Linked DNA regions of Homo sapiens: regions 2 and 3 are each linked to region 1. Evidence: chromatin loops called from intact Hi-C (ENCODE). Cell type or tissue: GM12878. All regions are shown on one strand. Links, peaks and the distances in the headings refer to the core of each region. The heading gives the core; the rest is flanking DNA.

The links. Hi-C counts contacts between places; a loop is a spot of excess contacts. Peaks named below come from ENCODE experiments on the same cell type or tissue, not always from the same donor. Only the 100,000 strongest peaks of a DNase experiment are listed, where the experiment ranks them.
Region 2: a loop joins it to region 1, with 5 times the contacts of the local background. A loop is called at or near these places in 23 of 110 quality-filtered maps.
Region 3: it touches region 1 in a loop (7-fold over the local background); 2 of 110 quality-filtered maps call a loop at or near these places.

Annotation. Positions count from the first base shown.
Region 1 is chr4:146,089,097-146,100,712 of GRCh38, reverse strand. No RefSeq gene overlaps it. Among named protein-coding and RNA genes, the nearest start is that of LINC01095, 27 kb to the left of the region's middle. RefSeq lists an enhancer at 821-1,060. In GM12878, for the core only: a CTCF peak has its summit at 5,419 (motif pointing left); a DNase peak (open chromatin) is centred at 5,340; H3K27ac peaks cover 376 bases.
Region 2 is chr4:146,331,157-146,336,156 of GRCh38, reverse strand. All of the region lies in intron 5 of SLC10A7 (solute carrier family 10 member 7), which reads left to right. Among named protein-coding and RNA genes, the nearest start is that of MIR7849, 75 kb to the left of the region's middle. RefSeq lists enhancers at 2,034-2,123, 2,134-2,183, 2,304-2,373, 2,454-2,563. In GM12878, for the core only: no CTCF peak of the experiment used is centred there; a DNase peak (open chromatin) is centred at 2,606; H3K4me3 peaks cover 1,703 bases; H3K27ac peaks cover 1,157 bases.
Region 3 is chr4:146,023,353-146,034,968 of GRCh38, reverse strand. No RefSeq gene overlaps it. Among named protein-coding and RNA genes, the nearest start is that of ZNF827, 90 kb to the right of the region's middle. RefSeq lists enhancers at 2,140-2,189, 4,523-4,742. In GM12878, for the core only: a CTCF peak has its summit at 5,669; DNase peaks (open chromatin) are centred at 5,038, 5,158 and 5,428; H3K4me3 peaks cover 1,125 bases; H3K27ac peaks cover 2,521 bases.

The DNA of each region.
Region 1 (11,616 bases), core at 2,993-7,992:
GGAATGGATAAAGAAAATGTGGCACATGTACACAATGAAATACTATGCAGCCATAAAAAAGAAAAAAATCATGTCCTTTGAAGCAACATGGGTGTAGCTGGAGGCCATTATCCTAAGTGAATTATTGCAGGAACAGAAAACTAAATACTGCATGTTCTCACTTACATGTGGGACCTAAATATTGGATACTCATGGACATAAAGATGGCAACAATAGACACTGGGGACTACTAGAATGGGGAGGGAGGTGGGCCAGGGTTGAAAAACTATTGGACACTATGCTCAGTATCTGGGTGACGGCATCAATTGTAGTCCAAACCTCAGCATCATGCAGTATACCCAGGTAAAACCTGCACATGTACCCGTTAATCTAAAATAAAAGCTGAAATTATAAAATAAAATAAAACTCACAGGAAAACATATATATGTGTATATACTTTATATATAATACATATATATATATAATGTGTACATATATACTTTGTATGTTTTATATCTATCTGTTTCTAGACCTGAAAGATCTGGGTGCAGATACATAGAATTTTCGCAAGGCAAAGCTGAGCTATTAAGTTACTAAAACTCCCATACATGCAGAAGTCCAGGTAGCTCCTTCTCAACCCTGCTGAGGATCTGTCCTGCCGCTCACACTTTCCATGTCCCACTGCACAAAGAGCACCAGCACTAATGCTCCCCAAGATGTTATTCCTCTTAGTTTACTAATTCAACTGCTTCAGAGCACAGTACCTGGGTGTTTGTCTCTGAGCTTGCCAAGATGGAAATGTACATCTTAGAATATAATTCCCTGGAGAAGGCAACCTCTGCACCCTTCACCCCACGTGTTGCCAGCAGGGTGTCCTGTGCAAGAGTCTTTTCAGGGTACATTTCATGATGACGTCTGACAGAGGCTTCAGTGAATCTCTGACTGCACGGGGAGCTCTAGTGGGCACTGTGGTCAGCACATGGATGAATGCAGGACTGCTGGTGTTCTGGAAGGACTTCTGGACTGACAGGCCTCTGATTGGTTCTGTATCCTGGTCTGAATCCTCACCTGAAGAAGCAGAGGCTTGCATTCCACTCATTCTGTGGTTTTCAAACTGTGCTTCTTGAGTTCTGGGAGAAGAGGGGAAACAGCTGAATTTTAGGGTCCAGGCCCTCACTCTGCTTCAATCAGAGCAGTTCCCCACATATATCCACTCTAGATATTGACTTTCTGAGTTGGACTTTGACCAAATAAAGGGTTCTTCTGCTGCTGGAGGAATAAGGGTGGGGGAAAAGTGGTGAGAAAGGAGGATTAAAAAACACGGGATAATTGTCATAAACTGGTAGGCTATAGCCATGTTTCATTAGTTCAAAATGGTGTTTTAAATTTTTTATAATTTGAAACCAAGGTTTAAAAACTAGATTTCACATCTAAAATTAGAAAAGAAACCAAAAACCAAAAAACAACCGTGTCTCTCTGACTTCTCTTAAAAAGTCAGAAAATCTGGCCACATTCATCTCATAATCCCTCACACTGGCCCTTTGCTTGTGCTGAGAAGCAGTCACTCCCTTCAGGAGGACATGTACCCTCAGTGCACCCTCTCATGACAACCCCTTCTTGCACACCACCCGGACTCCCCCATTCATGCACATTTCCTGCCTTGGCTCTTGTAGGCATTTGGATTCAAGACCCTGAGGCTAGACAATTGCAAAGGCCCTTGCCTGTTCCCATAGCCTACTGGATTTCTGTTACATGCATGGCAATTAATACTAAAAATAAAGCTACAATCCTTCCCTCAAAGTCACCCTAAGTTATGAACATCTTAGTCACAAAAATCCTGCTCATGTTAAGTGCTGGGGTCAGGAGCTGATTTTCTCATGAACAAAGTACGTGAAGCCCCCAGCCATACAAACAGGTTTTCCTTCCAAGGAGTGCCATGTGGAGCTGCAGGGGAACCGCTGGAGTTATTCTCCAAATCTTTTTCTTCTTCTTGTTCCTTCCCCACTTCTGCCTGCAGGGTAAAATTGTACTTTTTGGCCCCCTTGAAGTAGTCCTGGACAGGGAGTTTGAGCAAAACTAACATGAGTCATTTCTGGACATTAGTATTTTATATGATCTGAAACCCTGGGCTCACACTTCCCTCTAGAACAGAGACTGGCAAAGTTCAAGATGGTGGCTGTACCATCAGAAATCCTACTCCTAAGTGACTGATGAACAGAGATCTTTGCTAACTCATAATAGACATCTATTGTGAGCAAGAAGTAAAACTGTGCTGTTTGAAGCCATTGAGGCTTAGAGTTATTTGTTACTACAGCATAATTTAGTCTATCCTGACTACTTAGGTGTTCTGACTGAAAAATACCATTTTCAAGCCCCCAGACTCCATTTTATACTAGCCAAACTTGCCTCTTCTTTCTTTGAAGTCTCTTTCCTTAAATCTAAGCATAATTTTAGAATATTGTTAAGCATTACCTGCCATCATTTTCTCATCTCTTGGCATTGCTCTACACTTGAACTTTACCACCATTTCTCCCGTTATATAATAGATTGGAGGTCACATGTGTTTCCTACTTTGAATAATTCATCTCCACAGAATCTCAGTATTTCAGTTAGAACATTTATTTCTTTCATTTTAATATTTTATTATTTTTGTCCTAAATGTATGACCTTAACTGGTTGCCATGCATTTCATTTCTTCTTGCCTTAAATATTTTAAAAGTTTCAAAGCACAAGTATTACTCATAGAGGGCATAACAAAAAATGCTTGGCTTTAGTTCTGTGTTATTTAATTATAACTGTGTGTCACTCAAGGGATTATTTTTCTTATCTTGATTTCTTTCTGCTTTGGCTCTAGTCTTTGTCTTCCTTGGAATATTTTAATCCCTGGCATTCGGCCAGAGTTTCTGTTGCTGGAGGGTGGACTGCACAGCAGTAGGACCTCTGGGCCTCTCTCGACATTAGGGTACCAAGTCTTTTAAAAGTCCCAGAGTTGGTGTTTTTGCACAGTCATGAAGCAAAGGCTGAGGAAAATTTAAAAATTGAGAGTCATGTTTCTTTCATCTGTTACTACTGCACAGAGTATTAGAATAGGTCATTTTTTAATGATAAGAACTAACATATATTCTATATTCCATCACATATGACCAGTAATAGTTTAAGGGCTTTATGTGAATTACCACCACAACTCACGGGAGAGATCCTATTAGTTCCTCATCTCACAGAGAAGACAGCTGAGGGGGTAATTTATCAGTTACTCAGTTCATCTAACCCTTTGGAGGCAGGGAGGGCCCAGCTATAAGGGGCCATCAGGGGGGCATATAGATACAGAAGGTGAGTTGTGGAGGCGGGAAGGCCTCACTCATCTCCACATTCACTCATTTCATTGTTCAAGAGTTGCTTTTCCACTCTGCCGGGGTGAGTGTGGGGTGGCAAATCTGCCGCTCTCCAGCTAGGTGACCTGTTGTCAGCTTTAAATGACTGCACTAAAGAAAAGTTAAAATTACCAACATCATATTTCTCATGATGGCCTTTCCCCCTAAATTCAAACATGCTCGCTGGGTTCAAGACTCAGCCCCTTCAGGGTTTTCCCAAAGGATATACTCACATTAAGCCTATCATGTGTTGGGAATCACGTGTGTAGATCTGACTGGCCCCAGGAGGGGTCCCTTTCTACCCTCTCACCAGCATTTCATTCTCTCTGTCTAGCACCTTCCCGAAGCACCCCCAGCTCCCACCCCCAATCCCTTGTCACCATGGGGAGGCACTGGGATGTGTGGTCCACTTCTTTCTCAGGGTGTAGCCTAATTTTTTGTAAGTGTCTCATGGGCTTAGCAAAACCCTCCTCAGATGGGATTCTCATACCAGCTGCAACAGAAATAACATTTTCTCTGTATCATTATACTCAGGAACTGACTTTTTAACTGAATTATCACCTGAACCTTGACTTTAGAGGCAATACCTAAGAATTATACACATTTGCCCTTAGTTAATTTTAAGAAGATGCCTGAAATAGGAATCCTATAACTCAAACTTAAAGTCTAATAATCTAAAGATAATGAAAAATCATTAATGAAGTATCAGTGACTCAGTTGAGGTCAACTTTGTAGAGACTGAAGATTACAACACTAAAACCAGTGGGGATTCCAAGGTCCAGATTACTGAAATGTTATACCTTTGAACGCCAAGTATCCTGAGTTACCACACAATAAGACAGACGTTCCTCTCTACACACCACAGACATCTCTTACTATTTAAGGCTCCAACTTACAAGGAAAGAATCAGTAGTTAATTTCCTGAAGCCAAGGAATAATTTCCTTTTAAGTTCCTTTATATTTCCTCTTCATTTCTTAACCTTGTAAATCTCTTATCTCCATTTCTTCTTTATTCCAAGGCTGTTAGAGTGTTTCCTTTTCCCACCATTTCTATACTATTATATTATATATCCCACCATTTCTAATGCTAGAGCCATAGCAGCTGACTTCCTTTATCTCCATCTAAGTCCCCATCAAAAGCCATTCATCTACAGGTCAAGTGCAATCTGTTCCTTCGTGATGTTATGGCTTGGTAGGAATCTAGCTATAGCTCTGTGTAGTACAATAAATGGATCGCAGCACAGCCATCCAGTCATTCTTGCTCTCTGCTGGCTGGTTTAAAAATTGACAAGGCTGTACTGATTGAGGAGATTGAAGGCAATGAACTGAATCAACTAGTTTTACTGCACTATAATGTGAGTCAAATGTCTGAATGTGGCCTGCACCTTCTCTTCTTTTTTTATAACCTTCCTTAACATCTGTATATAAAACCAACTTCTTTCTTTGCTTCATGCCTCTCTCCTCACTATTTCCAAAAAAAAGTTCTACCAAATCCCAAACACAATTTTTTATATAATAGTGTGGATCCCTTAAAACATGCCCTTTAGAAAGTGAAAATACTAATCCAAAATAAGACTTGAAAACATATAATTTCAACTTAGTCTTGTTTTTGTGAACTAGACAGTAAAACATCAGGTATGCTATCAGAACCTCAGATATAAATAAAGATATCAAGCTATAGTATTTTAATGCTCTATTTTTGCAGTATTTAGCTCACAATTTCATTTTACCGATGCTAGCCTTAACTTTGAAAAGATGACCTCGGACCACAGTTTCTCTGTCACCATTTAGTGATCCCAGTCAGCTACTGAATCTTAGCTTGGTTTGTGTTCAGTTATCTTCCCGTAAGTCTACTATTCCTCCTGGTCATTTGTTCTCAAGGTCTCTCATACTTGCCACACCAGCTGTTTGTGGGTTAAAAACCCTGGTGAACATAGGCACACTATTTTTGGCTCACATAACTACCTATGCTTGTGCAAAATGTTCATATGAAAATAACCCAATTTTAGAATAGTGTTTAAAATCACCTTTAACAAGCAACCAAGCTTAATTGCTCTACAGCGCCATCTAGTGACACTGAATTTGCATCCCAATCCATCATAAACCCATTGGAGACTGTTTCCTGAAGTTTTTTGGGCCCTAAATGGACAGATCTTCTACATTCTCACAAGTTCCCATTATGCTTAATAAATAGAGTATATCTGACTATAGTCAATGGAAGCAGATTTTTTTCTACTACCAAAGGGTACAATACCTTTTCTTATTTCAAAAATGTATTAAAATTCTTCATTCTTGCTGATCTTTTTCTCTCAAGTTGGATAAATTTCTGCCAGAAATCTAAGAAATTTCTTGGTTTTCATGTCAGATCATATGTATCACTTATGAGTACTAACTGTGTACCAGGTGCTGACTTAAGCACTTTAACATCTATTAACTGAATTGATTTTCACAATGGCCTATCAAAATTGTTGCTCTTAGTACACACATTTTGCATTTGTGCAACAAGGGACAAAGATGCCTCAAGTTACACTGCTAGTAAATACTCTCTGGATAAGTATTCCTTTTACTTTATTAATTCCCCTTTGCAAATCTTATTTCTGGGTAATAAAAAAGGCTGTTCCTAAGTTTTTTAGTAATTCATGAAATCAAACACTATTGGCCTAAAAAGTTAAATGCATCTTGTCTCTCTGAGGTCATGTTGGAGAGAATTAGAGCTCTCTATAGCCATGATGGAGGCTATCATGAGAGATATTTTGTAACTTTGAATGAAGGTCATCTCCAGCCTCGAAGAGTTAGCCACCTGCAGCTGTAGGTGTACCCAAAATTGTAATACACAGCTGAAGACAAAAGGAAACTTTCAAGATTCACCAAAGCAGTAAGGTTTATAATGTGAGGGAGACAGGCCATGAAAGTGATTTTAAAAATCTAAGAAAATTAAAATCATGTTGATTGTATAATACCCTGCCCAAACAGCAATAAGTTGGTTGTAGCAGAACTTGGAAAACAGGACAAGAATTTATGTTTATCCAGAACTACCCAAGGGTTATGGGTCTAGAACCCATAGACGTTTTCCTTAAACAAAGAAGTATGCTCTGTTTTTGGACAAGGAGATTCATTACATTTTCCCTGGCTTGAATGATATGTTTTTCAAGACTGTCTACCTTTCTTTGAATGAATGTCATGCTGACTTAGCAACTGTGCCAGTTACCAATTTCTTGCCTCTCAACTTCAAATCCATCCCTTATTACCTACTCTGTGAGGATGGAGCTGGACCCTGTAAATATTTCTCCTTTGGTATCTGGCATGATGCTCTGTTTGTCAGTGGAGGGTGCAAGAAAGACAGAAGAGGAGGAAGGGGTATATCTTTCTGATTCTGGTCTGTTCTCTTCTCTAGGTTCCTTCTACGTGTGGGGCTTCTCCACTGCCAGGTTCCTGCAGCAAGTAGCAGTCACCAGCACCCAGTGGCCAGCAGCTTCCTCCACCACCTCCTGCTTGACACTGGAGTAAATTCCAAAACATGGCACCACCCTGTGAATAGCTTCCTTGACACCCAAGAAGGTGGGTTTCCAGCAAGTTCTACTGGTGAGGCATTTCAGTGGCTTGTCAGCCATCCTTGAGCCACAGCTGCACTCTCTGCAATAAGATCTGTTTCTTGCTGAGGGCTTTTATCTCAGCCCTAGGAGTAATCTTATATCTGCTATCCTTGTATTCTGTAGAGTAATTTATATTTCTTACTAGTCAATCCATTATTATCCGAATTCTCTATTATAGTTAATAATTCTTTATATTAAACATTCCCTGTTTGAATTACTGTGTGGTTTTTCTCTCCTTTTTGATTGATTTTTCTCTTTTGATTGATTTTTCTCTTTTTTATAGTAAAAATTCCCTGTTTGAAATACTATGTGGGTTTTCTCTGTCACAGTGCTGTTTCATCACGGCTGATAGAGCAGGTATCTTTGTGAAATTCACTCAACTTCCCAAAAACCAAGATTCTTTAAAAAAGAAGTCCCTGAATATGGGGTATAAGTAATCTGTTCATAGTAATATTTACCACTATAACTACGGAATTGGCATACCAGTTTTTACATCAATCCTTTGTAAGTTTAGTTATTTGCTGTTATCTCTCAGCCCAGTCAAATTTGGATGTGCAAACAGAACCAATTCTAGACCTGAAAATCTGAGTACAGACTTGGGACAGGACACTACCATTGAGCTAGACCTCTGTTGGCAGCCATCTGGCTTCTCTAACACCTCTGCTTTACCTCTTGAAATTGCTACGCTTAATGCTACTTTGCTACATTAGGAAAGATATAAATGTACCCAAATGGAAAATATTAGTGATCCAAGAAAGAGCCTTATCTTCTGGTTCATTTTCTTTGTGGTCAGCAGAAGAGGTTAGGATAATATGGTGGTTACTGACAATGAACTTGACCTACTAATAGGTCACAAGCCAGTAGCCATCAATGTGCCATGAAAACAAGTCTTGGGCCTCACTGGACGCTTACAATTTCATTTGATGGACTAGAATTACTCTTCTGCACAAGGTAGAAATATAATCTTAATATTCAACTCCCCAAAGCTTACCAAATTTGGATCACAAAGAGCAAGAAATTAGATGTTGGTCAAAAAGACATTTCTACTTTGAATTTGCAGTATAAAGTTGTTTTTAATCTGCTGTTGCTAGTTTCAAATGAAAGAGTCGAAAATAGACCTTGTCCATATTAGGTCAAGAACTTGATCTCCAAACCACTTTTTTAAACAACTGCCCAGCCTTGCTTACATCAAAGGCACTCTATGCAGATCCAAAGAAAAGCATTTAGAATAGTGTATATTGCTTTACAATAATTATAGAATTTATTCACACAGAGATACAATGATAAAAGAAAGCACTTGTCCATGGAAAGGGATGATTTCTTTCTGCTCCTCTTTCTTGTATATCACCCATCATTGCTAATAAAATCACAGACCTTTAAAACGAAAAAGAACTCATGAACCTACCCTTGATTTCACACATAAATAGAAGGACCTTTAGGTGTTTACCCACCTTACACTTTTAACCAAAGCAATGAAATGCAGAATGCTCTTCAAAACTGTGCAGTACTTATTTTTCTCCTATACATGGTTAGTAAGCTCATTCTCAAACCTGTGAAAACTGCATAAACTGTGCTCCTCTTGTGTGTTCACTAATGGAAAGTGGGATGTTTAATTAAGTACATATGTTCATCCTAATTAGCATTGCTGTTTCTTACCTTTTTAAATACAGGAAACTGCACAACATATATATTGATTTATGTTTTAAATGAGATTTGACTGTTTATTATGTCTATTTGTTACTCAGTTTTAATCTTTTAGGGAACTTCTGCAGATCGATAACCTTATTTATTACATGTTGGTCCTTGTTAGTTTCATTCCCTTTATTTCCATGTTATTGAGAGGTATCCCACTGAAAAATCCTATGTATTATCTATACTATGGACTTTGATTCTCCAAAATCCATCACTTACTTGTGTAGTTAAATGAGAATGGGCTTCACTCATAAAGTTAGATTGTGGGAAATTTCAGAGACTAGGAACTCTTCTGTGCAACTACGGCCTTTTCTGTTCTTTACTTTGATACCTCCTTTCAGGGCCATTGCATGCATACATAGTTGTCCATGTAAATCGTGCTTTCTGGAGTTGTGCAGTGCACAACCTGCATAGCAGTCCTTGGTTATTTAGACTCTTTTCTGCCTGCTCTCTACATATCTTTCTCCTCTCCTCCTTAGTTATAAGAAGCTCTGAGCTTCAGTCTAGAGACAGCATAAAATTGAAAGCAACCAATTTGATCAGCTTGATTTTCAGTTAGCATTTTGTCCCCAAAGTAGCGGAGACTTTTTTATTTTTTATTTTTATTTTATCATTATTATTTTATTTATTTATTTATTTACTTTTTGAGACAGAGTTTCTCTCTTGTTGCCCAGGCTGGAGTGCAATGGAGCAATTTTGACTCACCGCAACCTCTGCCTCCCTAGAGGCAGATTCCCCTGCCTCAGCCTCCTGAGTAGCTGGGATTACAGGCATGCGCTACCATACCTGGCTAATTTTATATTTTTAGTAGAGACGGGGTTTCTCCAATGTTGGTCAGGCTGGTCTTGAGCTCCCGACCTCAGGTGATCCGCCTTCCTTGGCCTCCCAAAGTGCTGGGATTACCAGTGTGAACCATCAGGCTCAGCCTTTTATTTTTATTTTTTACCTTTATTGCTGCTAATGTTGTGACTTTTGAACCTTTCTTTAACAAATTCTCTAGCATGAAAAAAAGAACAAAAAGGGGTAGATACTTGAATTGATGATCTTTTCTGCTAATAGTTCAAGTGGCAGTTTAAAAAAATGAGAACAATTGATTCAGATGAAGTTTCTGGATTTTCCTGAGCTTTCTGATGTCTCCACAGCAAGGATAATTTAAAACTGACCACACAAAACTGTCCTCATTATATTGTTATGAAAGACTACATAAAAATAAATACAGCCAGGTGCAGTAGTACATACCTGTAATAAGCTACTCAGGAAGCTGAAGCAGCATTGACTGAGTTCAGGAGTTTGAGATCAGCCTGGGCAACATAGCAAGACTCCAGCTCAAAAAAAGAAAGAAAGAAAAAGAAAAAGAACACATACACCATGAGAATTCAATCAGCAAGTACTGTCTCAACACAAAAACTTTAACTGATTTCTAGTTTTGCTACAATATAGTTCTTTTAAGCCTGTAAGTGAAAAGATGCTTCACACTTACATGACATTAAAGAGACCATTTTCCCAACCTCCAAAAGTTTAGCCTCTGCTCTAAAGCACTTGTGAAGTACTGCTTATGTGTTTGTGCATGCACACACACATTTAAATACCTGAGACAAGGTAGGGGTTAAAAAAAAAAGAAAGAAAGGTCACAATAAGGGAAACAGGAAAATTATTCTGTCTCATTACAACCACTCAGAGCTTTCTTTTAGTTTAGACAAAGACATGGAGTTTAAATCAATGTTACTAAACAGTACTTGATGTAAGAAAGGGAACTAGCATTGTTTTGTATGCTGGGTGCCACATGCTTTACATGAGCGCTGTTGAATTTCACAATATTCCCAAGAGGTAGGTATAGATGAAAATACATAAATAGGAGCAACTTAAGGAGGTTAGGTAACTTGCCCAAGGACCTATATCTAGTGAATAATGGGAACTCAGTTGGGACCTAGATCTCTCTAACTCTCAGGGACATTTTGCCTTTTAAACATTTGTTTGCTTATTTGGTGTTCATTATGAAAACTGCAAACACAAGGAACAGAAATTATATATCAAATTACCATGTACCCACTATCCCTTTAGTAGATGTTATTACTTTGCCATATTTACCTCAGATCCTTTTAACTTGAGAATAAAATATTACAGACAAAATTAAAGTCACCTATCCTGTTACTGCCCTTCCTCCTTCTCTAAATCAGCCACTAGCCTGAATTGAGGTTCATCCTTTCCATCCATATTGTCATATTTTTAACATATGTTTCATTCATATGAGTATATCCATAAGAAACTAAGACCTACTGCTTAGTTACTTTCTCACTTTAATGGTATCATGTTCTGTGTATACTTTCTGTAGTTTGATTTTCATACTCAAATTTTATTTCTAAGATTTATTCATGCTGACAGAGCCACAATATGTGGTTCTTGTTTGCTCTTTTAACTACTGTGTATTACTTTATTGTTTGATGATTTTACAATTTCTTTCTCCATTTCCTAATGGTGGTTATCTAAATTTTTTTCATGTTGCTATTATAAATAATGCAACAGTGAATATTCTTTCTACACATCTCTTTGTGTACGTGCACAAGAATTTCTCTAGGAAATGTTTCTAGAACTTCTGGGTCTTAGTGTATGTGGATTGCTGTGGACCAAATTATGTGTTCCCCTTCATGTCATATATTGAATCCTTAACCCCCAACATGACTGTATTTGGAGATAGAACCTGTAAGGAGGTAATTAAGATAAAATGATTTGGTCATAACAGTGGAACCCTACCAAAGACTAGTGTCTTTATAAGAGAAGACATCAGATACCATGCATGTTCTCTCTCTCTGAGTACACTCAGAAAAAAGGCCATATAAGGACAAAATGGCCACTTCCAAGCCAGAAAGAAGGCCCTCACCAGAAACCAAACCCCACTGGAACCTTGATCTTCAACTTCCAACCTCTAGAAATTAACTATTTAACTATGAAAAAAATATTTTCTGTTGTTTGAGACACCCAGC
Region 2 (5,000 bases), core at 1-5,000, 240 kb before region 1:
ATTGCAGAAGTGTCCCTGCAAAGGCTAAAATAATTATTACTTGGCCTTACACAGAAAAAGTTTGCCAACCTCTGCTCTAGAATCTAAATCCATTTTTTAAAATTTTAATATGCCTACAAATTACCTGGGGATCTTGCTAAGATGCAGATTATGACATAGTAGTTCTGGGGCGGAGTCTGATATTCAGCTAGTTCTCACAAGCTTCCAGGTGAAATCAATGTTGCTGGCGCTTAGATCACATTTCAATCTAGTGAGGATCTAGATTTCAAAAAGATATTTAGCAGATTCACCCATTTTAAGACAACAAAGAGAGTAAATAAATTATGAGTTAGAAGTCACTTCAGTTGGTTAGAATCTTGTTTAAATGATAGTGTTCATGAAGTGTTAGGCAATCAATGTCACCTTGGAGAGAAGTTTTTCTGGTCATTTCAAAATGATTATCTTATCATCATTTCCTTGTATGGAAATATTAGCTCAGTGGTGGTATTTGATGGGAGCAATAATGGGCTTGATAACTCATATGTTTAGATGACCAATATCAACTGGGTTGGTCTGCGGGACAGTTCCTCTGTTGGGCGACAGTTCTCTCTGTGTCTCATATTTCTATACATTTTGTCAGCAGAGGCACTGACTGCCTTTTGTTCTCAACTCTGGAACAAAGGGCAGCTTTGCTTTCTGCCTCTTATAAAAGATTCAGGTTCCCTAAGCTCAGTATTCCTTTCCTGGAATGCAGTCCACTGCTTCTGCAGGCATCCATTCGAGCCCATCTGCATCACCTGCTTGACTTGGGGACAAGGGGAAATGACACCAACATCATGCTTAGGCTGCTTGCTGTTCTATGAGTGGTAAAATCCTTTGGCTCTGATCCAGGACTCTTTTTTTTTTTTTTTTTTTTTTTTTTTTTTACAACATCTGTGGCAACACTTTAATGAGTTAAAAAGAAAGAGACAATAACATTCTATTACAATGCTCTTCCAAAAGTTTTTGGCAAAAACAAAACAAAACAAAACAAAAACCTTCAACTATTGAGGATCCCCAAACACTGACATCATCTTCTCCTGACATCCAGCCATCCACATCGTCATAGCTCATTCATCCAGGATCCAGGACTCTTGAGCCTTCTGCCAGCATACTTGAATGTGTGGCAGGCCGACTTGTCATCTTGAAAGTGTGGTAATCTCAGACCCTTCACCAACTTAGACTCTTTCCCAATAGTCGTAACACAGGTTCCCAATCACTGACTTTCCCCTTCCTCTGCACCCATCTTCCCCTCATTTTAGTAAAATTCTTCATGTTCTACAAAACAGAGAAAAGAGAAAGTCTTACATGAAAATGTCTTCAACTTTCCAACATCAAGCATTCAAGCCTATGTTCATCTGTACCTACTATAACCTCTGCTCTTCTTTTACAATAAAGAGATACCTACCCTCTGCTGTTCTACAAGTTAAACCCTCTAGCTGTGCTAGGGCTCCTTCCCTGCTGCCTCTTTAGTTGCAACAGGTAAAATTCCTTCTCTTTACTAAATCTCTATTCCTGTGACCCCCTTTTGCCTCTTTTCTATGAATTTTAAGAATCCTCAAGATTCTTTCAAAACAAAGCAAACAACAAAACCAAAAACAACGAACTCCATTTACCACACTTTCATTCTTCTTACATTGCTGCTGTTGTTTCTCTCCTCCTCTTTACAGCTAGACTTCTGGAAAGACTTGTCCAAATTGCCTCTTTTCCCTCCTTACTCAGCCCTCCATGTACTCCAATTTAACTTTCACACTAGTCATCTATTGAAATTGTTTTCATCTAGCCTTCAATAAGCTTCAATCTATAGTCTACATTTCTTAACTTATTTTCTGTAGCAGTAAATCACCACACCAAGCTATATGCTGAGGACTACTCAGCTGTTTTCACTGTCCAGACCCTATTCTGAGTTTCAGTCCCATAAATCCAGCTATCACAGTATCTCTAGTTGGAGGCCTTGCAGATACCTCAAACTCATCATCTTTCCCAAGAAAAATGAGTCTGTGCATCCCCAGTTCCACTCTGGCTCAGTAATTGGCTCTATGATCTCCTGTTTGGTCAAGAATCACTTAACTCAGAAAACTAAGAAACTGTTCTTCCTTCTGTTTTGACACTCTCCCCACAAACTTAATTGAACAGTCTACTAGTCTAGTTTTCAAATACGTTTTGAATCTGTTCTGTTGGTCCATCTTGATGACTAAGATCCCATCGCCTTAGCCCAGATCATCTTCTGCCTGGAGTCCTGAATAGCCTCCTGCTTAGCCTGCCTCACTCTAATCTTCTGCTTTAATGTGTTCTCTAAAGTACACACGGAGTGATTCTTACCTAACCACAGAGAGCACTGTGCCAGTTCTATTGCCCCTCCCCACACCCATGGCTGCATAAACTCTTCCAGTGTCTTCCTCTTGCTTTGAAGTGAAGCCCAAACTCCTTACCATGGATTACTAGGCTTTTCTGATTCATCTGTCTTTTAACTTCATCTCTCACAGCTGCACTCCTCACGTTCTGCTCTTCGCTTTCAGTTTCTATATGTTCTTCTTGCCTTCAGTGCCTTTATAGTCTCTTCCCTCTGCCTGTTTCCTCTCCCTTCCCTTCTTCTGTTCTGACTCCTTTGCCTGGTTAACTCCTTTTCTTCTTTCAGTTTTCATCTTAATTGCTTTCACCTCCCTATTAAGCACTCTCATAGCTCACTGTAATGTTCATTTTGAACATTATCATTTTATTGTAATTGCTTAACTGTCTTCTCTAAAAAACGTTGAGGGCATTGATTGTGTATGTGTCATTCACCTCTGTGTCTCATCATCTAATAGGGTCTGGCATGGTAGTCACTAAGTAGGTATATGTTGAATGTGTCAGTGACAAATCAAAATCTGAAAAGATAATAGGCCAAATCTAATAAGCTAATGTTTAATATAAGTGTAGAAGACCCTTAATTTTGGCCTGAAAAAAATCACACTTTTTTGAGAATGAGATGATAGAGGTATTTTTTGATCAAAGTATTAAAGTTAGAGAGGAACCAGGTAGAACTGCTTTCTCTGGTGGGAACTGTTTATGGCATACACTATTATGACATAAACCATATATTCACCTTTTCCCCTCGGCACCAGTAATATAGGATACATGGTACTCAATAAATGTTTGCTTAATTAAATGTAATGTCGTTAGGACAAGCCAGCTGCCATTCCTGTAAGGCCTCACTGAGTGACATTGCTTTAATGGGATCACCACAATCCAGGAATAGGTCCATATCTTTACATATCCAGAAATATCATCAGCACACCTTAGTGTGGTTATGTTCTAGGAGACTGATGTCAACTAGTCAGTGTGCTATCTTCCTGTCAGAAATGCTACTTGGAAAACAAAATTATTACTAAAAGTTTTCTTGACAAGCATGGTGTATTATTCTGTCCTTGCATTGCTATAAAGAAATACCTGAGACTGGGTAATTTATAAAGAAAAGAGGCTTAATTGGCTTATGGTTCTGCAGGCTATACAGGAAGCATAATGGCCTCTGCTTCTGGGAGGCCTCAGGGAGCACTTACTCATGGTGGAAGGCAAAGCAGGAGCAGGCACTTCACATGGTGAAAGCAAGAGCAAGACAGTGAGCAAGGTAGGAGGTACTACACACTTTTAAACAACCAGATCTCACAAGAACTAACTATCATGAAAATAACACCAAAGGGATGGTGCTAAACAATTCATGAAGGATCCACCCCCGTGATCCAATCACCTCCCACTAGGCTCCACCACCAACATTGGAGATTACAACTCAACATGAGATATGGGTGGGGACACAGAGCCAAATCATAGCACGTGATCTCAGACTAGAGAGAATTAACTGGACAATGTCAGTGGCTAGTATTATCCAGCTCAAATAGTTGGATGCCTCTGTCTTCACAATAGTGTACCGTGCCTAATAAACAAAGCAGCATGTTCCTGTCAGCTGCTAGACCATAACTGCTAAATGTTTGATTTGGGCATGTTAAGATCCTTAGTCTGTGAAGGTCTAGTTGTAAAGGGGAAAGTATAGTCAGAGGAGAGGAAAGAGGCCCTTGCTCACCAATCCACCACCACTTTCTTTCTAACTACCCTTCCCTAGGCTCCTAATGTCTCTTTCTTTCTTTCTAAAAGTTTTCTCAGTTATGTATCTTGACATTCATGCTTATAATGTCATATTCTTTGGAGACTATATACCCTGACCATTTTGTTGAAATTTAGATGTGTCCAGAATTCCCTATACCACCTCTTTATAATTTGTTGCTTAGGATTTGTTGACCAGTCTCACTCATTAAATATTGGTTTGACATCATTTTATTCTTGAAGAATAGACTTTTCACTAACTGTTTAAGATATCACTATATACTGACCACAGGACAAAAGATGAAGATAGCCTGGAGGTTTAGATTGACAGTAATCTTTTTTTTAAAATGATATTTCCATTAATACAAGTTCAGAAGAAGGGAGTTGTCAAAGTATAATTTTCGAAAAGTTAAGAACATGATTTTCTTATACATACAGAATGAACACCTGTCAAACATTTATTTAACTGAATAATGAGGAAACCATCAGGATGGTAAAGCTAGTTCTGGGGAGATTATAAAAATGGGGGTTACCCAGGCCATTAGAAAAGCATACTGAAATAAGTATGCTAAATTAGAGACAAAACTGGCCAATGCCTACAGGGCAATAAAACCATAGTTATTGTGGTTATTTTTTCTACTAGACAGAAACCATTTCCATCACTACTGAACAAAACTCTGTAAGTTAACATATACTTTTATAGTCTGAATCTTAACCAATAGTAAATAGAAGTTAAACAAAGGTGGTTAAGTAAACCTTGGATTGGCTGATAGATAATACTCCAAGATGACATTAAAGGGACATGCTGTCCTCTTGTTGCCTCATTTCCAAGTTTTGGTCAATTGTTAATAAGTGAGATTGACCCATAAATGTGGAGCCTTAAATTTATCTGGGTGAGTGTACGT
Region 3 (11,616 bases), core at 3,311-8,310, 66 kb after region 1:
TTCTCCCATTCTGTGGGTTGTCTGTTTACTCTGCTGACTGTTCCTTTTGCCATGCAAAAGCTCTTTAGTTTAATTAGGTCCCAGCTATTTACCTTTGTTTTTATTACATTTGCTTTCGGGTTCTTGGTCATGAAATCCTTGCCTAAGCCATTGTCTAGAAGGGTTTTTCCAATGTTTCTTTTAGAATTTTTATAGTTTCAGGTTTTAGGTTTAAGCCCTTAATCCATCTTGAGTTGATTTTTGTATAAGATGAGAGATAAGGATCCAGTTTCATTCTCCTACATGTGGCTAGCCAATTATCCCAGCACCATTTTTTGAAAAGGGTGTCCTTTCCCCACTTTATGTTTTTGTTTGCTTTGTCAAAGATCAGTTGACTGGAAGTATTTGGGTTTATTTCTGGGTTCTCTATTCTGTTCCATTGGTCTATGTGCCTGTTTTTATACAAGTACCATACTGTTTTGGTGATGATGGCCTTACAGTATAGTTTGAAATCAGGTAGTGTGATGCCTCCAAATTTGTTCTTTTTGCTTAGTCTTGCTTTGGCTAAGCGAGCTCTTTTTTGGTTCCAGATGAATTTTATAATTGTTTTTTCTAATTCTGTGAAGAATGATGGTGGTATTCTGATGGGGATTCTATTGAATTTGTAGATTGCTTTTGGCAGTGTGGTCATTTTCACAATATTGACTCTATCCACCCATGAGCATGGGAAGTGTTTTCATTTGTTTTTGTCATCTATGATTTCTTTCAGCAATGTTTTGTAGTTTTCCTTGTAGAGGTCTTTTGACTCCTTTGTCAGGTACATTCCTAAGTTTTTTTTTTTTTTTTTCTTGCTATTGTAAAGGGAGTTGAGTTCTTGATTTGATTCTCTGCTTGGTTGCTGTTGTTGTATAGAAGAGCTACTGATTTGTGTACATTAATCTTGTATCCAGAAACTTGGCTGAATTCTTTTATCAGTTCTATGAAGGAATCCTTAGGGGTTTCAAGGTAAACAATCATATCATCAGCAAACAGTGACAGTTTGACTTTCTCTTTACAGATTTGGATGCCCTTTATTTCTTTGTCTTGTCTCATTGCTCTTGTTAGGACTTCCAGTACCTACGTTGAAGAGGAGTGTGAGAGTGGCCATCCTTGTCTTGTTCCAGTTCTCAGAGGAAATGCTTTCAACTTTTCCCCATTCAGTATTATGTTGACTATGGGTTTGTCATAGATGGCTTTTATTACATTAAGGTATGTCCCTTGTATGCCAATTTTGCTGAGAGTTTTAATCATAAAGGTTGCTGGATTTTGTCAAATGCTTTTTCTGCATCTGTTGAGATGTTCATGTGATTTTTGTTTTTAATTCTCTTTACATGGTGTATCACATTTATTGACTTGCGTATGTTAAACCATCCCTGCATCCCTGGTATGAAACCCACTTGATCATGATTCCCAGGTCACTGGAGTTGTGTACCAAGGAGGATTATGCCTGCCTCTGCTAAGTCATGCAGGTTGTCAGGGAAGTGGGGAAAACCCAGCAGTCACTGGCCTCACCCAGATCCCATGCAAATTGAAGGGCCGGTCTCACTCTCACTGTGACCTCAACAGCAGCCGGGAGTCTGTTTCCAGGTCAGGGCAAGACGGACTTGGAAATTTGCCCAAGGCTATCTGCTTCCCAGCTGCGAGAGAAAAGGGCTTTAGTTCTCTCCCACCTGTGAAGTCTGCACACCGGATTCACACCCTCCCTTGAGTTCTGGCCAGGAGGCTTCTTGCCCTGTTCAAACTTACAAAGTTCAGCTAGAGAATTCCTTCTCCCCATGGAGTTTTACCCTCTGCTCCTCTAGCCACCCTCCCAGTGGATCCCTATGGTACCAGAGAGGAATGGGCTGCTTGGAGACCCAGAGAGCTCCCAGGGCCTTGCTGCTTCTTCTACCCCTGCATTTTGCTGGGCTCTCTAACTTGACTCAGCTCCAGTTAAGTTGGAAACTTCTCCCACAAACAGACCTTCAGCTTCTCCAGTGGGGGTGTGTGTTCAGGAGAGGAGGGTCTTCCTTTTCCACTTCCGCAGTTGGGGCACTCACAGTATTTGGGGTGTCTCTTAGGTCCTGCGGGAGCAGTCTGCTTCCTTCAGAGGGTTTGTGGGTCCTCTTGGGATTGCAGGTTTATTCTTGCAGTTGATCTGGAGCTAAAATTCACAATGCACGCCTCCACATGCTGCTCTGTTCAGAGCTGCAATCTAGTCCTCTCAGTGAAGGATTTTTCTGACTGCATTCTGAGATCTAGCCTCCTGGCCGGGGCAGCAGGAGGCGGGGTATAGAAAGGCCTGGGAGTCAAGAGCCAGGCTTGCTCTCTTAGTCCTTCCAATCACCACGATGTGACCCGGGCCAACTCTTCCGGTATCCCTGGGCTTCAGTTCCCTCCTCTGTAAAGAGAAGGGTCTTAATTAAGGTCCCTTCCAGTCCTACAAAAGGAAGTTGTAGATCTGTAGTTTCAAAGCTTCTTTCACGATTATGATTTGTGATCAGCTTTGAGGGAAGTAGTGCTAGTGGGTAAACATCAAAGTGTAAGCTTGTTTGCCCAGTTCTAAGCTAGCACCATCACTGACCACAGAGAAAATCACTTCAATGCTCTTAGTTTCCTGATCTGTAAATGCAAACCTTGTTTTCAGATCTGTTGTAAAAATTATGTGAAATAATTAATAAAAATAAAAGTGTATAGATTACAACATACCACAGGCAGGCCAGGCACAGTGGTGCATACCTGTAATCCCAGCACTTTGAGAGGCTGAGGCAGCTGGATCACTTGAGCTCAGGAGCTTGAGACCAGCCTGGCCAACACGGTGGAACCCATCTCTACTAAAAATACAAAAATTAGCCAGGCATAGTGACAGGCACCTGTAGTCCCAGCTACTGAGGAGGCTGAGGCAAAGAATCGCTTGAACTTGAGAGGCAGAGGTGGCAGTCAGCTGAGATTGTGCCATTGCACTCCAGCCTGGGCAACAGAGATTCCGTCTCAAAAATATACATACACATATATATATGTGTGTGAGTGTGTGTGTGTGTGTGTATATATAGTGTATATATACGTGTATATATGTATAAGTGTATATATAATAGACATTTACACATATGTGCACACACACTGTGAAGTTGCATTTTAAAAGAATTTTATTTTCATAAATCTTAATGCATAAAAAAAGTAAAAAAAAAAAATTCTTACCCTGTTGCATGTACTCTCCCTTTCAAACTAGACTCTCTCTATCCTTCAGTGCTCCACAGAGAATGAGACTACAGAGAAATGTAAATAGAAGCAAAAGAAGCTAAATCTTCGTGTTTGAGTTTCTGGGATATATGCAATTTTCTAAGGCAATTCTGTACATGATTTTCTCCTTGTGTGTGCTGACTTGACAGCTTAATTCACACACATAACACACACATACACACACACACATACCTCACACACATACATATACCTTATATACATATACCTTACATAAGTGCTTCACACCTACTATATATATAATCCCTTTTACGGGCATATGGGAATAAAAGCAGAAAATGTGATTCAAAAAATGGAAACCACTCTCATTTTATTTAATTCTTTTAAATTTTGCCATTTAAAACTCATAAATTTCACAAACTATATTTTTAAAATAGACTATTTTTAAAACCTTTAATACTAGTCTAATATATGATCTATTTATATTGCTTTATAGTTTGTCAGCAAATTGTACTTTACACCCACAGGTAAGTGTAGCACTGTTCTGAGCACCAAGAATACATAAGATGGAACAGACACTACCTTATGATCAAGAGGAGACAAGACATATAAACATGTAATTCTCCAAATGTGTACATAAATGCAGTTCTGTAATTAAAGAGTGAATATGAGAGGAGGGAGATTTTCTGGTGGGTTGGTGATGATGGCTATTTTCTTCCCCATGCTATCCTGGCATTTTTTTTCCCCTTCCTTGGGACTGGAATTATAGAATGCAGGGGCAGTTGTTTAGCTTATACATCATGGGCATAAACAAATGGTCATTAATTTAAACATTATGTTAAAGCTAGCCAGAAATAGCTCTTCACAAAAGAGATCAAGTTTATCACTCTCCAAAAAGAAAATGGTAGCTGAGAAAAAAGTTCTGAACTATGTTCAGTTTACACAAAAAACATACTCAGAGTTTTAGAATACGTGGATATTTTAGGGGAAGAAAAGCAGATGCAGCCAAACCCCTATCCTTAATCAAAGGGACAGAGGGTGGAATGTGATCTCTGTTCTAAGCCCATTTTCATTCTTACCCACTTGTGACATGTTGTTGTTGTTTTTTCCCAGCAAACACTCTTATATACGTTACATAACATTCCTAATCACGTTACATATATTAACTGATTTGACTCTCATAATAACCTTATAGGATAAGAACTACTAGTATCATTCCCATTTTATAGATGTAGAAACTGAGGTCCTGAGAGATTCAGTAACTCTCCCAAGCAACTGGGATTCAGCCCCAGGAAGTCTGGCTTCTTAGCCTACATTCTTACTATAAAATTTGCACTGTCTCCTTAGCTTAAGGGTGAACTCTATGCATTTGAACAGCCGAGGGGATGTGGATAGAGTGAGAAAAGAAAGGAAAGGCTTTGAAAGTTATCCTGTTTTTTGAGAATATGAAAAGACAAGAGAAAAAGAAGGAGAGAGCCTGGGATAGCTGTGAGAAGACAATGGAAAAAGTGGAAGAACAGGAAGTGGAAGAAAAAAGCAAAGAGAAATTGACCTTTGCCCTGCTGGGCTCCTTGACGACCAAATCTAATGGCTCAGGGCTGGAGCAGCTAGAACCGGGTGTCTGTGTTTTCAAGCAGCGCATTTAACTTCACGGGGTTTCCCCAGGCTGTCTCTGCAGCAACCCCCACGAGGGCTTCTTTTCACAGCAATTATGAAAGTGATGGTGGGAGGAAGTACTGCTCACTTATTTAGGTTAAAAAGCCACCCAAATAAATGCATTAACCCAGTAGTAAGATTAAATTCCTAGCCCCAAAGGGAAATTTTCAGGAGGTGTCCTTTACCATGTGTAAATTGGAAACAATTTCCTCTCTTGGGCAAGATAACTGCTGTGGGAGGTGGAAATAAATGTAGTGTTTTGTGAAAACTTGGGTTTCTCTGATGAGTTCTGTGAAACACTAACATCTAACAGGAGTTGTTCAAACAGTACATCCTATAACATCTTTTTTTTTTTCCTGTGACCTCAGATCTTAACTTTGGCTTTGCTCTTAAATGACTGTAGGATGGGAATGAGACAGCAGGTTCTTGACAGCTATAGGGAAATGTGTCCCTAAAGAACTTGGTATCAGGAAGGAAAATGAGGTTGTCCTCCAAGAGCTAAACAACAAAATCAATACATATTGTATGGAGCAGAGATGTGCAAAGTCGTCATGTTGAACCTAGTAATCTGATTGAGGAAAATAAAACAACTAAAGGAATAATAGTCAATTTAAGGTACGGTTCGACACCATGAAAGAAGAAAAAGGAGAAGTAAAAGCAGGTATTCCATACATACATTGAGAGTTTGCTAAGCACTGTGCTAAGAGCATGAACAAATTCTGCTCCTGCCTTTATGGGGTTCCAGAGCAAGCTGATGAGTCAATCTAAGAACAGCTCAGGGAAAAAAAATTGCATCTTGGTCAAAGATACCCATCTCCTGGCCAAGAGCAGTGCTTGCCCTTTTGTAGACATTGTTATTCTTCTTCCCATATTTCCACCTCAGGCTCCAGATGAGAGAACTTCCCCCCATCCAACTTGCAGACCATTTTAGGGAACATGTGAACTGACGCATGCTGTCTCTCTGTCCCTCCTTTCATTCTTCTCTCACCAGGGTAAGAGTAGCTAATCTGACTCAAGACAGCATACCAACCACTTGGCTTTACATATCAGAAGGTGGGGTGATGGAGTCGGGGCATTGCTTGTGCACACTCTTTCACCTTCTTTGATTGGCCTGCCCAGTCTCGGGGCCCTCGTACCTCAGCTCCTCAGCAGGCTTCCTTTTGCTTTCCTTCTGCTCCAGTTTCTCATAGTGCATGCAGGCAAGCAAGTCACGTTGGCTCTGCCCTATCTTCAGTCTGGATGAGATATCAAAGGCCAGCATTTTAGCTCAAGCCCAAGTGGAAGTCTCTAGCTCTGAGCACTGGAGCTTTGGGGGCAGAGCCTATCACTCTTATGTCAAAAAGTTCCCTGGGTCTGTTCTTCTCACTGAGAAACTACTGAGGTAAAAGGTAAAGGTTGGTAACCTCACTTCAAGCCATTCTTACCTGATAAAATTAAACCTGTATAGTCACCTACCATCCCCTTTTTAAAATCAACATTCACCAAGCAAACTTTTAATTGCGTTATGAGTTCCCATGGGCTGGTCAGGCTGTGTCACATTTATTGTCATCATAGGTTAATCAGGAGACATTTTGGTTGTCCACACCTCCACTGGATAACATGACCCATATCTGAGATACCAACTCTCAGCTTGTTGACAAACGTGGGTGTCTGAACCTGCAGAGCTAAAGACACGGTTAAAGTCACCAAGTTAATGGAATCCTATGAGTCTTGTGCATGAACAACCAGCTAGTCTTTCCCTTTAATTCCTCAAAACCAATAGCTGCTCTTCTTTGATATGTAAAACTTCCACAAGAACAATCTTGTAAGGTCTTTGAGAGGATTAAAAATAATGCAGGAGAGCACCTAATAGGGTGCCTGACACCCAGTAGACAATAACCATGAAAATTCCTGCTGTTGGTGTTATTTATTGGTACTTTGGAGATAAATATATATGTGTGTGTGTGTGTGTTTGTGTGTGAAATTACTCTTAAAAGGAGTAATAAATAATTACTGTCTATAAGAAGTAGAAGAAATTCTTTCCCAATGTATCTAAAGACAGTGAGGTAGCAGTTAGGCCACAATATTTCTAAAGGCGTAACATTCCCTACCCTTTTATAACTCTTGCAATTACTTGGTCTGAATGGCTCTGTCCAGCCCAACTCCCTAGCTGACCATTCATCTTCCAAATTATACCCAGGTGTCATCTGCTTTAAAGTGCCATGCATTCATGATTTGCCTCAATATCTAATTCTAGCCCTGTGAAGTATGGTTTTAAATCCTGCATGTGAAGGTGTTCATGGTCTGTATGGGTGCACAAGATCAGGGAACCCTCCCAGCTACCTTTTCATTAACTCCTCAGAGGCATTCATTAATGCTCCCAGCAGCAGGGCCTTTAAGTCCTTATGATAAATAACCACAGTAAGAAGTGTACACGCAGTGCACACACATGTGCATATGCATGCACATACACACACATATACACCTATAGAACTGAAACAAAAACCTTACAAAACAATACTTACCCTTAAAATGTAGATTAATTCAAAAGTCTATTTTTTAAATACTAAGACCCACTAAATTGATTTCAAAACCTATTAAAGGCTGAAGCCTGGCTATTTGAAAGGACACTGTAATGAGGACTCTAAACAGAGATCACAAGACCTTGTGTTGTGGACTGAGTCTAGTTTGTGACCATATTTTCATCTTGCAAGTCCTGAGAGTGCTGTATATCTATTGTGATATTTTGCTGTTATTATTGTTGTTTTTGATGTTGTGGCTGACAGATGATTATGAGACGTGGGTTAACTATTGTTTCACATTAGAAACTTATAAAAGTTGGTTTTTAGGAAAAGTATTTTTATTACCCACAACAAAGACTTCTGAGAAACTGGGTATTTTGAGCCTGTCCATAATATGGAGGGAGGAGGAGGAGGAGTGATGATGATGATGATGCTGATGATGGTGATGATTATGCTTTTAGTGTATGAAAGAATCATTGTAAAAGTACAGATACTGCCCACACACCTGGCACCAGATTCAGACCCATGGGAGAGGAGGGATGACACTCTTGCCCACCCAACACTCATTCTCCACAGGTCCACTGACTTGTCACATGGCAGAACGGAGAGCTACCTCAGGCTTCGGGAGGCAGACCCAGGTTATAAACCTGATGACACCATTTCCTATCCCTGCAACCTCAAGCACAGTATCTAATCTCTCTGAGCTTTGGTTCCCTCATCTGTGAAATGGACATAATACCAAATCCATGGACTGTTTGAGAGGATCGAGTGAGATTGCACCATCTGGACATTCATAGATTCATTGTGAGGATCACCTGCCACAGACAATGCAGTGCATTCTCTCCTAAATTCCTTTCAATATTTTGAAGTTTTAACATATGGGTCAGAAACTCAACGGCACTATGAAAGAGAATGAATCTCTATCATATTCCCCTTTTGATCTCAGGAGCTTGGCATTGGATTTATCATAGTCCTTGATTCATGGCACATCCCCATCATTGGTTCATTTATAACCTGCTTTTGCCTATTTGTTTAATTGTTTTTAATAATATCATAAGCACCTAGGTACCCACCACTTCTAACCAAAGGTAAGACCTTGATGATAGCCATTATCATGATGAGTCATGTGATTCCCACACTCTTTTCTTTCTACCCACCTACCTTATCCCCTTGCCTCTCTACTCCCAAAGTAGCCTTCATGTCTTCTCTTTAATTCTTGCAGACTCTATAAAACCTGCTGCCTTGGATGGAGTCCAGTTCAGACCCACACTGAGCTAAACTTTGGCTACATCCTAGGTCACTCCATTAACTATTTAGCCTGGTTCTTTTTTCCTTGGCAGACACATGGGTGGAGGTAGCAAGTATGTTGTGGGGAACAGGGTACTCTAAATGCCCTTACAACCTGAGTTTTTTTAAATCATGCCTTTTCTTCTTGTAGGGCAGCAGGATGGTCTTACTTTTCTTATTTCTCTGGCTGTGTGTTCATTCTATGCCAACCTCAGGAAAACAACATATGGGAGGTGGTGAGGGGAAGAATTCAGCACATGGTATCTTGGTTTAGTTCTCAGAAGCTCAGTAGAAGCTATTCCAAGGAACACTGTCCTTGGCTGAAGTAGGCTCTGTATGTCTACACTGTACTACCAGCTTCTAAAGCCATCATTTCAGCTGAGTGAACTAAGATAGTCAAAAGCTGGCATGGAAACACTTTGTGATGTGATCCTTTTGCTTAAAGGGACAGGAAACCCCTCAGCAGAGATTGCAGAACATTTTATCACCACAAGAGTAAAAACAGAACACCTCTGCTTCTTCACTCTTCTCTTCTCTCGTCCCACTTCTGTTGCTCCTGGGGTTGAAGAATGATTACATAATATCTCTTCTTGGACAGCTAGCTCTTAATTATCCACATTGTGGCATTTTTTGTAATCCTAAATTAAGTTTCTCTGTTACCCTGTACATTACCACAGCACCATCTCCTTTTCTGACCTAGATAGCATATTCTCAAAAACCAGGTGAATACAAACTCTTTATAAAATTAGCTAAGTCAAGTGTGCAAACATACACATTTCAAAGTTGTTCATAAATTTAGGATTATCAGAGCCACCACTCTCCTCTCTCAAGATACTAATAAAATTTTTATTTGAAGACTATTAAACTGTTCCTTAGCTTTTTCTTTTCTAAGATAAATCATCATGGTTTTTTTTATCTGTAGCAAGAATAAGAACCGCTCCACCTCCATTCCACCTCTAGCCCACAGATTACAGGTTCCAATAAACCCTGCTGAAGAACCTGCATTAGTAGACGAAAAATGAATTTCAAAACTTCTGCCAAGAGCTGGGCATAGTGGCTCATGCATATAATCCCAGCATTTTGGGAGGCCGAGGCGGGAGGATTGCTTGAGGCCAGAAGTTTGAGACCAGTCTTAGCAATGTAGTGATACCCCATATAGACAAAAAATGTTAAAAATTAACTGGATGCAGTGGCATGTGCCTATAGTCCTAGCTACTTGGGAGGCTGAGGTTGGATGATCACTTAAGCCCAGGAGGTCAAGGTTACATTGAGCTATAATTGTGCCACTACACTCCAGCCTGGGCAACAGAGCAAGACTGTCTCAAAACAAACAAACAAATAAACGAAAACCTTGTGCCAAGTGTCATCAGAGTTAGATGACACTTTTGTTTAACAAGATACCATTGAGATTCAAAAGTAAGTCCAGACCTGATTTGGAAAGACCTTGAGAATTAAATTTGTCAATATATTTACATAATGAAGTGAGGAAATACAGATAGTGTGTTCTAAAATGAAGGAGAAGAAAAGGAGGTTTCTGGGGGGAGAGAGAAAGAATGGGAAAGAGAGAGAAATTGAGAGAGAAAATGGCAGCAGGCCAGGCCCTGCAGAGAAAGACAACCAATATGAGATACTCCATGGTACAAATCACTGAAGAATTTCAGATGGTGATGTCTAATATGGAACTTCATTTTAAGTTGTACTCTGTTCTCAGCTATGCTAAAATCTCCATGCATCACTCTGAAACTCTTACTGAGCGTGACAGGCTTACACTTAAGTGACTATACCCAATACCCTATGGTAGTGGTGCTCTGGGGAATGAGGGGGAAAGGAGAGTGGGCACATTAGGGATAGAGCAGGATAGGAAGAGTGCTGCAGCCAGAGGATAGTATGGCTATGGGGACAGGCGGCAGGGGAAAGACAACAATCAGTGTCTGTCACAGAGGGGAGACTATGTCTTCCCTTCACTCAACAATCATTTTTTGAGTATTGAGTATGGACCTGGAATGATGCTAAATATTCAGGAGAAACAAGACATTGGCCCTGCACTTCCAAGCTCAATACCTAGCAGATAAATGAGAAAGCAATTAATATAGCTCTGGGGGATACGTACAATAAAATAATTTGCAAATACACATGATACATTAATAACCTGGAGGCGTGGAGGGAAGATCCCAGATGAGGTGATCATTTGGTCATGTTTCATTCAATTAAGAATGCTTTGAGGAGAAGGTGCAGAGCAAGATGACAAAATAGAAGCCTCCACCAATATCTCCCCTCCCCCAAGGACAACAATTTAACAACTATCTACACACAAAAAACACCTTCATAAGAACCAACAATCAGGTGAGCATTCACAGTACCTGGTTTTAACTTCATATCACTGAATGAGGTAGTGAGGCGAATAGGAGACAGTCTTGAATTGCTGACACCTCTCCTCCCCCAGCCCCAGCAGTGGCCATGTGGTGTGGAGAGGAAATCTGTGTGCTTGGGAGAAGGAGAGCACAGCAATTGTGAGACATTGCATTGAACACAGTAGTGCTCTGTCACAACAGAAAGCAAAACTGAGCTGAACTCCTCTGACACCTGCCCACAGAGGAAGTATTTAAACCAGTCCTAAGCAGAGGAGCATCGCCCATCCCAGTGGTCAGAACTTGAGTTCCAGCAAGGCTTTCCACCGTGAGCTAAAGTGCTCTGGAGTCCTAAATAAACTCAAAAGGCAGTCTGGGCCACAAGGACTGCAACTCATAGGCAAGTCCTAGGGCTGAACTGGGCTCTGAGCCAGTGAACTGAGGGGCATGTGACCTAGGGAGACACCTTTCAGGTGTCTGCACAGCTCACAGCTCCAAAAGAGACCCCTCCCTTCTGTTTGAGGGGAGGAGAACAAAGAATGGAGAGGACTTTGTCTTGCATCTTGATACCAGCTCAGCCACATTAGGATAGAGCACAAGTCAGAGTTATGAGGCCTCCATCCAGGCCT